Linked DNA regions of Homo sapiens: region 2 is linked to region 1. A link is a loop called in an ENCODE intact Hi-C map of the cell type or tissue named here. Cell type or tissue: endothelial cell of umbilical vein. All regions are shown on one strand. Each heading gives the region's core, and the rest is flanking DNA. Links, peaks and the distances in the headings are about the cores only.

Region 1 (6,082 bases), core at 910-4,909:
AAACTTTCTTGAGTCACTGTTGTTTTTAAATAAATTTTTATTAATTCCTGTTTAAAGAAACTTGGCTCTGCTGAGGCAATAGGGGCAGGAATTGTCAAGTTATTAATTCAATAGTTAGATTTAGAAATGAGTAAGATATACATGTCTTGCTCAGATATTGTAAAAGTGATATATTGATAAATTATTACAGAAAATATTGCAAAATATTTTTAACTTCACCATATGTATAGCTATTGCCTATATTGCAACTTTTATCATCTCTTAAAGCAATATGTAGATCTACTCATAATGTAAAAAATCAATATCTTTTACATGCTTCAAAAATTTTAAGCTAAAACCTATATATATACACAAATCCGAGTAATATAAACTAATCCTACAGAATTTCTACAGCTTTGTGCAACTGTTTCAAATATTGCACTAATTTATGAGTACCTCTAGAACCACAAATTGGAACAAGAAGTGAAGCGAGAAAATAGACATTCAGCACTGGGATACTTCACCATAACAAGAATCTATTTCATGCATGTTAATTAAGAGGGAGAATTTAACAAGTTAGACATTTATATTTTCATGTAGCTCAGTGTTTCCACTGCTCCTGGATTCCAAGTAGTGTGTGTCTTCCATACCAATAGTATTTCAACCCATACACTTCCATGCCATTTGAACGGGTGACTTTTGTTTTGAGGCCATCAAGCAGATTTGAAGAAGGATTTCTCTGTGGCCTGAATGGTGTTTGTCCTGAGACTGAATTTTTAGGATTACCAAGTGACAGAGGCACCCATGCATTCTTTAATGAATTCATTTTATGTGTGATACAAGGGGCCCTCTAAATTGTAGGACCTGGACAGAGACTCCTCTTTCCTGGGCTAAGAGCTGTACTCATTGCAGCAATGCAGAGGGACATTCCAAAAGGAATTAAGTCACTTATGTAAATCCTTCAGGAGAGATTTTGCCAGCCTCCTTTTCACCTTACCTCCTGTTCATCATTAATTATGCATGGTTGAGAAGATGTAAGAAAAACAAAATAGTATGATTTAGCACAAGCTTGTCCAACCCGCAGCCTTGATCCCACGTGCAGCCCAGGACGGCTTTGAATGTGGCCCAACACAAATTCATACTTTCTTAAAACATAATGTGATTTTGGGGGATTTTTGTTGTTGTTGTTCTCAGCTATCATTACTATTAGCGTATTTTTTGTATGGCCCAAGACAATTCTTCCAATGTGACCCAGGAAAGCCAAAATATTGGACACCCCTGATTTAGTACATCTTACATTCTTAAGCATTGATATAAGCACTTTATGTGCTTTAACATATTTTTATCTTCACAACCAAAGAAATAAATAATCTTATTATTCCTTTTTTTTAATGAGAAAATTGAGACACAAAGGTTACACAACTTGCCTCAGGTCACAGAGCTGGGAAGCAGTGGAGCTGGTAGGACAGAAATTAGTCAATGATTCTTTTATTCCGTGACTTCTTCCTTCTTCAGGTCTTACTTTTGATTTGCTTTTTGATTAAAGATTTTCTCAAAACAGTGCTAACACATTTAACAATGTGTTAAAACTGCTTGGGTTCTAATCCTGACTCTACCACTTGCCAACTGGGTATCCTTAGAAGTCACACTCTGTAAAGCAGAAACGGTCATAGTACCAATCTCATAGTGTTAATGTGAGAAATAAATCATGTAATAATGTACAGCATTTTTAATATTAGGTGCCATGTAAATGTTTGCTTTTGTTATTGTTCTGTTATTATGTATGGTTTATTTTCTAAGCTGCCCAATATGGAAAAAATCGTGACTTTCTTAGAGCTCTGTTGTGTGGTAGTTGAGTTAAAATATGAAAGACACTTAAAACAATGCCAGGCCAGGCGTGGTCGTTCCTGCCTGTAATCCCAGCACTTTAGGAGGCTGAGGCGATCACCTGAAGTCAGGAGTTTGAGTCCAGCCTGGGCAACATGGCAAAATCCCATCTCTACTAAAAATACAAAAATTAGCTGGGCATGGTGGCAGCCGTCTGTAATCCCAGGTACTCGGGAGGCTGAGGCAGGAGAGTCGCTTTAACTCGGGAGGCAGAGGTTGCAGTGAGCCAAGATCGCGCCACTACACTCCAGCCTGGGTGACAGAGCTCCATCTCAAAACAAACAAACAAACTTTGTATGTCCGTGTGTCAGTGGGGCTCATTCCAACATTTTGCCCCAGCACACTGAGGCGTGAGGCACGCTTCCAGAAGTAGCAGGGGCTACTGGGATATTTTGAGAGTATTTAAATAGTGAGCAGAAGGAACAGATAAGGGGAGAAAGTAGAGAATTAAACATGAGAGAGAACAAAAGAACAATGAAAAGTGTGAGGCCTTGGAAGAACTGTGAGAAATGGAATTCAAAGGGTTATTAAGGAATTAACCTCAGGAAGGAAAAGGAGCACATATTCGTGTGTAATACAGGGTAACAAAGAATGACTAGTGAGAATGAAGATGTTTACAGATTAGTTGGCAGAACTGGGGGAAATTTCTCTCTGGTGACCTCAATTTTCCCTATAAAATAGGAAGTGAAGTCATCTGTTGGACATAGTGAGAGCCAAATTTTGAAGAGAGAATAGAGGAAGTTTGAAATAGTAGCTGCAGAGAAGGGAAGAGATAATGGGACAGGCTTGAAGACCTAAATGACTTTACAATGGTTCAGAACACATGATGTGGCTGTGCGGTTTCCTTTAACACTGCTCAGAAATACTGTATGAGTTCAGGGAAAACAGCTGGGTTGGGGTTTTGCGAGGCTGTCACTATGGAAGGAAATACAGGTTTAAAGATACTGACAAAACAAAGGATGAAGTGATAAACCACAATGTCTAGATTCAGTTGACAAGGAAGATGACGGGGGAGTTGGGAGCAAGAAGTGGGGTTTATTTGGGGACACAGGTGACATTGAAGGATTGGGTGGCAGTAGCCAAATGTGAAGGTCACAAGGCAGTATAACTATGGTCAGAGATTTCCCAACAGTACAGATTTGAATGTAATATTTCAGAAGGTTCTGGATCATGACAGCATCAGGGTGCTGCCCTGGGAGGAGGGGCTGAAGAGAAACACAGTAAAAGTCCCTAGAGATGAGAAAATAAAGAAACTGAGAGGCCAAGCAATTGGATGGTATATTAGTTTGCTAGGGCTTCCCAAGTGCCACAGACTGGGTGGCTTAAACCACAGAAATTCATTTCCTCACAGTTGTGGAGGCTGGCACTCTGAGATCAAGGCGTGAGCAAGGTCTTTCTTCAGAGGCTTGTCTTGGCTTGTCGGTAGCCGTATTCTCCCTGTGCCTTTAAGTGTTCTTTCTTCTCTGTCTGTGAACTAATCTTCCCTTACAAGGACATGGGTCATATTGGATTGAGACCAATCTCCAAAGACTTCATTTAACCTTCATTAACTCTTTAAAGACCCCATTTCCAAATATAGTCATATCCTGGGGCAATAGAACTTAGGACTTCAACATATGAATGGGGATGGAGCTGAAAACACAATTTAGCCCACAACAGAATGGTCATTCAGGAAGAGACAGAGGGCACCCAGAATGGTGGTAAAATGGGTAGAGATGATGAGGGGAAATGAGGTACCCAACTCTTCAGTGTTTAAGGTGGCTAATTAGCTTGTTGCTGTTTCATAGAGTTTGTGTATTCCTCCATATTATTTAGGATTCCAAGCCATTTTTTTGTGCAGTATTTTTTTCATAGACCCATAACCCATGTCAGTTTTTTTGTTGTAGTGTCAATTTTTGTCTTTTACCAAAGACAGGGATTGTGGCTTGTACAACCCTATCCATTCAGCTAAGTGTGAGCCCCTCATTGACTGTGTAGCTGGAAATCTGGCTAAAATGACAAGTACCTGGACAAACATTCGTCATATATGACAGCATAAGACTAACAGAGAATCCACTCTCACTCCACCCCACTCTCACTCCATGGCTAGATTCTCTGACACACTGAACATAGAGCATAAAACAAAGCCTCAACCTACAATGCACACACATACTCCTAGAACTCTTAGAACTTTCCCATTTTCTACCCTTGTCATAATAAAAATGCCTACCATTTATTGAACAAAGCATTGTACAAGGTACTATGCTTTGTGCTGTACATTCACTATCTCATTTAATACTAACAGCAACCCTAGATGAGGAAATTGAGTAGAGAGAGGTTAAATAACCCACTTAGAGTCACCTAGCTAGTAAGTGGCAAGTCTGTCTGACTCTTCAAGTACTACATTCAACTACAGTGCTTTATTTGTGGGGACCAAATCTCCCCAGATGCAATGGCATGCCACCAATCCCATTCCCTTCCAGGGTGTTTATGAATTGATGTGGAAAGTGGGAGTGAAGAACAGTATACCTCAAAAAGTACTTCTTTTGTCATCCATTTTTTTTCTTGATTGTTCTAAACCCTGGACCAATCAGCAGGGCTCATGGAGAAATACTTGGCTTTTTACCTTCTTTCAGCTTAGCTGTCCTGTTATATTTCAGGAGGCAATTATTAGCTAACTTAAAAATTGTTTTTCCTCAATCTGCTTTTATTTCCTTGTGGAAATGGATACAAATTTTTATAGGTTTTAGCAATAGATTATCTGTCAGTTTTAGTTTTAGCATGAGGTAATGTGAGGTTTGCCTTTTACCAGTATTTCATAAACATTTAGTGGGCGAGTGGGAGAAATTGAATCAGTGGCTGCCAATTGCATGCCATTTTATTATAGGATTTTCTCCCTTTGTGTTTTTTATACCTCTTTCTCTCATGATGGTACTTTCTATTATCTCAGAAAACCATTAGGGTCATTGACAATTTAGTGTTTGAAGTTGCTGAGCTGAGAGGGACATTAACGTCAAGTCATAATGAGAATCTACCTACCCATTTATCAAGTAGGTTTTTCCTCTTTGTAGACCCTTTGGGCTTTGGCGGTTGAGACTAGAAGGATTAAGTTAGAATACAGAGGATAATTTATTGCTATGAAAATTTTCCAACTCTGCTCAACTTGGGTTCAGATTAATAATCAACTCATGAGACACAAAAGACTTCACTTAACTCCAAATTTACTTTGTTTTTAGAAAGAATCAAAAAGTAACAGCACAGTATGTAAAGTAACAGTGTAGTAGAGGTCTCGCAACTCCTAGGCACAGCTTCCAATGTCCAAATCCCACACACTTGGGAAATGTATGGTCATAATGACAGATGAAGCTGAGTAGACACAGCATCTCTAAGCTCAAGGAAGCCATATGTCTCAGTCTGTTTTTTGCTGCTGTTATACCACAAACTGGGTAATTTAAAAAGAAGTTTCCTTGGTTCATGGTTCTGGAGACCAGGAAGTCCAAGACTGAGGAGCCATATCTGGTGAAGGTCTTCTTGCTGCATTATAACAGCAGAAAGCATCATATAGTGAGAAGAGTGACAGCACTCAAGACAGAGAAAAAGGGGGACAGACTCTCACAATCACAAACCTATTCCTGAAATAATGTTGTTAATCCATTCATGAGGGCAGAGCCCCACGACCTAATCACCTCTTTTTTTTTTCTTTTGAGACACAGTCTCATTCCCTCACCCAGGCTGGAGTGCAGTGGCACGATCTCAGCTCACTGTAACCTCCACCTCCCGAGTTCAAGCAATTATCATGACTCAACGTCCCAAGTAGCTGGGATTATAGGTGCATGCCACCATGCCCTGTTAATTTTTTTGTATTTTTAGTAGAGACAGGGTTTCACCATGTCTTGAACTCCTGACCTCAAATTCCTGATCCGCTCTCCTAAGCTTCCCAAAGTGCTGGCAATATAGATGTCAGCCACCACACTCGGCCCTAATCACCTCTTAACACCATCACAATGACAACTGAATATCAGTATTAGTTTTAGAGGGGACATTCAAACCATAGCACCATCAGTTCTGGCATATCTTCACCTTTCATACCTCGCTAGCTGTGCAGCTGCATCTCATCAATACTGGTTACTCGCTACTTGATAGACAATGTTAACAGTAAGGTACAGGTGCTAGGTTTCATAGACAATAGAACTTGCATTTATTTTAGATCTGGCATAGGGAAACTTTTTTCTGATGA
Region 2 (6,082 bases), core at 829-4,828, 870 kb before region 1:
GCCAAAAATGAGACAAAGATGTGGTCCTGGATTGTACCATCTTTCTCTGCTTTAAAGTCAGTACAAATCACTTAAAAACAAAATGAAACAAAACATGTTGCCTGGCCCTTCAGGGGAAGCTGAGCCTGCTGGTCAGGAGCCAGGGCCTGGCATTGAGTCCAGGAGAGCACGACTGTGGGCATTTCCTGTGGTCGGGAGATGACTCAGGATGAACTCCGGCCTCTGAGCCACAGGCAGCCCCGGCACTTCACAGTTACCACCCACACCCCACCCTACTCTGGAGCCTGGCAGTCACACTGCCAGCTACAGGGAGCCTGTCCTGTGAGTTAGGCCTGCTCCAGAGGCCCATGCAGTCAGGGTTCAGAAATTATATTGAAGTCTAAAAGAATTGAACTCTTTCTGTCTTTTAGTTTGTGGAATAAATCCAAAGACGAGATTTTCCAGAAAAATACCATTGGATGTGAATTTATTCTGAATTGACTCTGAGAACTAGACTCGTTAGGCCCCTTTTTCCTATCTGTGAAACAAATAGCAAGACGTCACATGAACAAACACTGATTGCCGAGTGGTTCACTCATTCACAGCTTGCAGAGCTGCTGAGCCTTCTTTTTTCATTTACTCATTTATTGCTTCAGCAGCCGCCTGTGGAGACCCCACAATGGACCAGGCACTGTTCTGAGAGCACAGTGTTGATTAAAACCGACAGGGTCTCTGCCTCATGGAGCTTACATTCCAGTGGGAGAGACAGACAAGAAACACACGAACAAATAAAGATGTCAGATGGTAACAAATGCTGAGAAAAATAAAGGATGGCAAGGGGTCAGAGAGTGGCCAAGGTGGGGTGGCCAGCAAAGCCTCTCTGCTCAGGTGGTGTTTAGGCATAGCCTTGGGGAAAGGAGGGAGGGCATCGCAGGGCTCTCTGGAGGACAAGCAGTCCTGCCTGTGGGAAGAGCAAGTGCAAGGTCCTGGTACGGGATGGTTTGTGGACAAGCAAGGTGGCGAGCGAGGCTGAAGCAGAGTGAGTAGGTGAACTCAAGGAGTCCAGAGGAGATGAGCCAGACAGGCAAAGGGAAGAGGGCAGCTCATGAAGGAGGGGTGGGTTCGGGGGGGCGATGGTCAGGGCTCCAGATTTGTATTCTGAGTGAGAAGGGAAGCTTTTATGGAGTTTTGGTTGGACATGATGTAGCTTATAAGGTGGCAAGTATGCACAGACTATAAGACGATAAGGATGGAAGCTGGGGGGCCTTATTGCAGGCTGTTTCAGCAGAGATTATGACAGCTTGGTCTATGGTGGGAGTAAAGGAGGAAGTGAGAAGTGTTTGGATTCTGGATATATTTCCAAGATAGACATGATTTACAAACAGATTCCTCATAGGGAGGGAGAGAAATCAAGGGATCAACGATGACTCTAGCAGTTATTGAGGCCCTGAATCAATAACCCCACCATCACCACCAGGGTTCTCCAGCTGTTTCAGAGAGAGAATACCATCTGCTCATCAGCAGAGTCATCGGGAGCTCTAATCTGCTCTAACAACTTGGAGGGTCATGAGGAGTCATAACTCTGCAAAAAGCATTCCATGGTAGAACCAGAAAGGTCTGAACTATGCAGGCCAGTGCTGTATGGAGACTGTTTGTATGCTGTGTTAACATTCCTTCAGTCCAGTGGAGGTCTGATTAGCCAGCATCTTCTGTTCTGGAATTCCCCATGACTTTTTGGTTGCAAAAGAAAACCTGGAAAATCCCTGTGGTCCTCTAGTTCTCTCTAGCTGTGCTGATAGACTAATTGGGGTTAGTTTCAGTAACAAAAGTCTCCCCTAACAGAATAAAAAAATACTCCTCTTAAGAAGGCAGAAGAGATGGGTATATTTTCTTTTAAAAACTCCTTGGAAAGTGGAAGGACTTCAAACTTCTTTTGACCTTAAAGATGCAATTTATTCAGCTGCAACAATAGGGAAAGTTCTAATCCTTTAAAAAGCTGGGAGAAATGGTGGCCAGTAATTATTATCTTTTTATTGTTGTTTTTTTAGACAAGGCCTCACTCTATCACTGGGCTAGAGTGCAGTGGCATAATCCTAGCCTCACTACAGCCTTAAACTTTGGGGCTCAAGCGATCCTCCCACCTCAGTCTCCTAAGTAGCTGGGCACATGCCACCATGCCAAACTAATTAAAAAAATTTTTTATAAAGATGGAGGTCTTACTTTGTTGCCCAGGCTGGCCTAAAACTCTAGATCTCAAGTGATCCTCTTGCCTCAGCCAGTGATCATGTTTGAGGCACATCCTTGGGTGGGTCCGTGGAGGATTTATTACTTTTAACTGCCATTTTATGGAATTTTCTGATTGTTTCAGATGCATACTCAGTGAATCCTGTCAGTAAGTTTTCAGGGAATCAAATAGAGTAAAGGATTGGGTATGAGGTGAACACCCTAATCGTTAAAAAGGCTAAACAATAAATTATTCTAACAAGCTAATCAAAATGGCATTAACCTGGTGATGTCTCAAGACTTGGAAGTGGAGAAAGAAGAAAAGCCTTTAAAGCAAATTCAGCTGGCCTCTAATTAAAGACGGTGTGTCAGATTTTTACACCACAACAGACGTAACGAATCTATATATTGTTGGGCATAATTACTTCCAGACAAAAAGCGGCTCCGGTGAGCAGTCAGGTGTGAGGCTTGTTTGGGGAAGTATGAAAACCACCTGCCTGGGCTGCAATCTCTGTTGCGTCCTGACTACTCTGGCTGGAACTTTGCTGCTCCTGAGCCCAGGGCCCTTTCCTGGCACCCCCTAGCGGTTGAGGGTGTAACAACCGAGGCATGATGAAGCGAGAGGCTCACAGTAGTTTCAACATTTATTAAAGGAAGGAAATGAATCATTTTCTTTATATCAAGGAGTTCGATGTTTTAAAGTTTCAATCAAAACACAAATAGGAAAGTTTTTTGATAAAAGACAATTGCTGTTAGTTGCAAATATTGGGGGAGGGGCAAACATTCCCTATGCGTTGATGAAATTAAGTTATCTTGGACACCAATAGAGTAAGGCTCAGCAGCATGGAAAAGGCAGTTGTCAGCCCTGGTCTCAGTCCAGACCTTGGTGGATTGATTATTGGACATTTGTGGCATGGTATAGATTGGTCTTGAAATTGTTTAGGCCCTATTAGGCAACCAAAGATTAGGAAGACAGGATTTAAACGTTAACCAACAGAAGGATTTATTTTTATGAATGTTGCTGGAGGAGGAGCACAGCTTCCTAAAATGTGATCTGAAGTGAGCTGTTAATCCTTGCCCTGATAATGAAATGCTCCTGCAGTTTATTTAATATAGACTATTAAATCTTCCATCAGAAACTCACAATGTGCATTATAACCTATTAAACACTTCAAGAAGCCCCACAGGGAAGAAAATTGTTTACTTTTGTTTAACAATTAAACAAAAAACTATTTTCATTATCCTATGATAATATTGTAGTCAGATTTCTTAGGAAAAGGCGGGTGTGAATTCATGTGTTTACTGCTGCCTTTTTTGTGCATTCTGCAATTCAAAGATCTTTCAAGATGGGTTTTCCAGGAGACGATTCATTTTCCCAGGAAAGCCCAGAGAGGAGGTCCATTTTGATAATAGTTCAGATAAAACACTTGCAATAGTGATGGCTCATTATAAATTTCTGGACTCAGACCCAGCCTTATAACCTAGTATAGTTAACCTAGTGACTATAGCCCAGATACTACAGTTTTATTACTGAATGACGTAGACTGGTTTTCTTTGCGAAATGAATTTCGAATACGGCTATCTATTGTTTTCCTGTATCTTCTGGGCAGAGGATCCCAGTTGCTGCTTGCATCTGCCCTTGGTCTCTTTCTTTTTGGTACAATAGCCTGTCCTCAAGCTGTCATCTGCCTGTCTGTCCATCTACCCATCTTACTTGCAGAAGGTCCAGAAGAGTAGCTCCGTTAAGGAAACAGCATTCTCTTCCTAAGGTAGGAAGCATCTCTTCAGGTGAGAAAGTGTGCAGCATTTTTTCCAAACTTGGATTTTCTGCTGCTTTCTTATGATGCAGGCATCAGGCAAGGTGGGAGCAATCTGAATGAGTTTGGCTCTCTTCTGTTGACACCGTCATTCTTAAAATGACCAGTTTTATCAAGAGTGTGCTTCTTTCATTGTTGCAGTAATCTGAATGAATGTATATGTATATATATGGTCATTTGTCCACCTCCTGGGGTCAAAATAGTATATAAGAGTCACTGCAATTCATTCTGCTTGGTTTTCTAAGGAAAAAGTAAAATATGATGTAGGTGTTTTAAAAATGGAATCCAGTAGCAGATAGGAAACAAAAAGGAGATATATTTGCAATTTGTGAGTCTTTCTCTTTTTTTCCATTTTTCTCAGATAAACAAGGTAGATCTTGTTTGCATGAGCTACATGCAATTACAGTAGTAGTCAGAGTCACAGTTTGAAAAGATCTAAAAACCAAGAAACACTGAGGCATGAAACAAAGTTTAGTTACTACATTGGCTTTACTTAGCTTTGGAATGAGTCAAAATTACAGTTATAATAACATTTTCAGACAACCTTACTCTAAATATGTCACATCATCTCACTTAAAAAAATGATTTAGCCTGTTTCATGGAACATTGCAAGTACGAATTCCTTGTTCCTGATAACAGCCCTAAAACAATAATAGCGAACAATGTCTCTTATAATATGCCAAACACTGTTATAAATCTTTATCACAATGTGAGGTGAGGTACTGATATTTTCCCCATTTAAATAATAATATGTAATTTAATATTTTAGAAGAGTTTTAGATTAGTACAATTTCTATATATCCCATAGCCAGCCGTCCCTATTATTAATATCTTATGTGAGTATGGTACATTTGTTACAATTTTTTTTTGAGACAGAGTCTCACTCTGTCGCCCAGGCTGGAGTGCCGTCTTGGCTCACTGCAACCTCTGCCTCCTGGATTCAAGTGATTCTCCTGCCTCAGCCTCCCGAGTAGCTGGGATTACAGGCATGTGCCACCACACCTGGCTAATTTTTGTATTTTTAGTAGGGGCGGGGTTTCACCATATTGGCAAGGCTGGTCTCGAACTTCTGACCTCAGGTGATCTGCCTGCCTTGGCCTCCCAGAGTGCTGGGATTACAGGTGAGAGTCACCGCACCTAGCCCATTTGTTACAATTAATAAACAAATATTAATACATTATTATTATCTAAAGTCCATACTTTTTTTCAGACTTCCTTAGTTTTTACCAAATGTCTTTTTTTCTGCTCAAGGCTCCTCTTGAATTCTCCCCATTTTACAGAAGAAAAAGAAAATGACTCAGGTTAAATAACTTGGTCGCAGTCTCATAGGCACTAAGCGGAAAAGTTGGCCTCAAATCCAGGCAGTCTGATGGTAGGCAGGTGGTTAACCTTAATACTAAACTATCGTTACCTTAATAGTGTTATTCAACTTGAATGACTGATTTGTCCAGGCAGCAGAGCAGCAGGGTAGTGTGCACACCTTACCCAGGGGGCTCCGCTGGTAGTCAGGGACTGGCCAGAGTCACATGGGCAGTTTTCAGTACTAGAACTAGAACAACAGCTCCGATTCTCAGAGCGTTGGGTGGCCTAAAACAACATAAATCAATTTTCTGACACACGGTTCAGGGAACCAGAAGCCTGAAAGCAAGCTGTCTGGAGGCTCTGAGGGAGAAGGGGTTCCCTCCCCCTCCCTAGCTTCCGGGGGCTGCCGGCACTTATTGGCATCCCTAGACTCGTAGATGCATCATTTCGATGCCTCGTCTTCACATCTTCTCCTCTGGCGTTCTCCTTCTCTGTGTCTTTTCCTCTTCTTATAAGGACACTTGTCTTCGGATTTAGGACCTACCCAAAAAATCTGGGATTATCTCATCTCAAGATCCTTTACTTAATTACATCTACAAAGACGCTTCTTCAAATAAGATTCCATCCACAGGTTCTGGGAAGGTGAACCTATATTTTGGATGCAGTCGTCATTCAATCCACTACAGGGGCTAGAAGTGCTCAAAGGGTTGTTGTGAGGATAAAATTAAATAGAATTACATGTGGTACTTGCAACAGTAGGC

What was found. Peaks named below come from ENCODE experiments on the same cell type or tissue, not always from the same donor. Only the 100,000 strongest peaks of a DNase experiment are listed, where the experiment ranks them.
Region 2: a loop joins it to region 1, with 3 times the contacts of the local background. A loop is called at or near these places in 1 of 110 quality-filtered maps.

What each region holds. Positions count from the first base shown.
Region 1 is chr2:161,074,955-161,081,036 of GRCh38, forward strand. No RefSeq gene overlaps it. Among named protein-coding and RNA genes, the nearest start is that of TANK-AS1, 82 kb to the right of the region's middle. In endothelial cell of umbilical vein, for the core only: no CTCF peak of the experiment used is centred there; DNase peaks (open chromatin) are centred at 1,857 and 2,587; H3K27ac peaks cover 3,610 bases.
Region 2 is chr2:160,208,066-160,214,147 of GRCh38, forward strand. No RefSeq gene overlaps it. Among named protein-coding and RNA genes, the nearest start is that of ITGB6, 11 kb to the left of the region's middle. RefSeq lists enhancers at 1,504-1,593, 1,734-1,803, 2,454-2,503. In endothelial cell of umbilical vein, for the core only: a CTCF peak has its summit at 2,792 (motif pointing left); DNase peaks (open chromatin) are centred at 1,626 and 2,796; H3K27ac peaks cover 2,704 bases.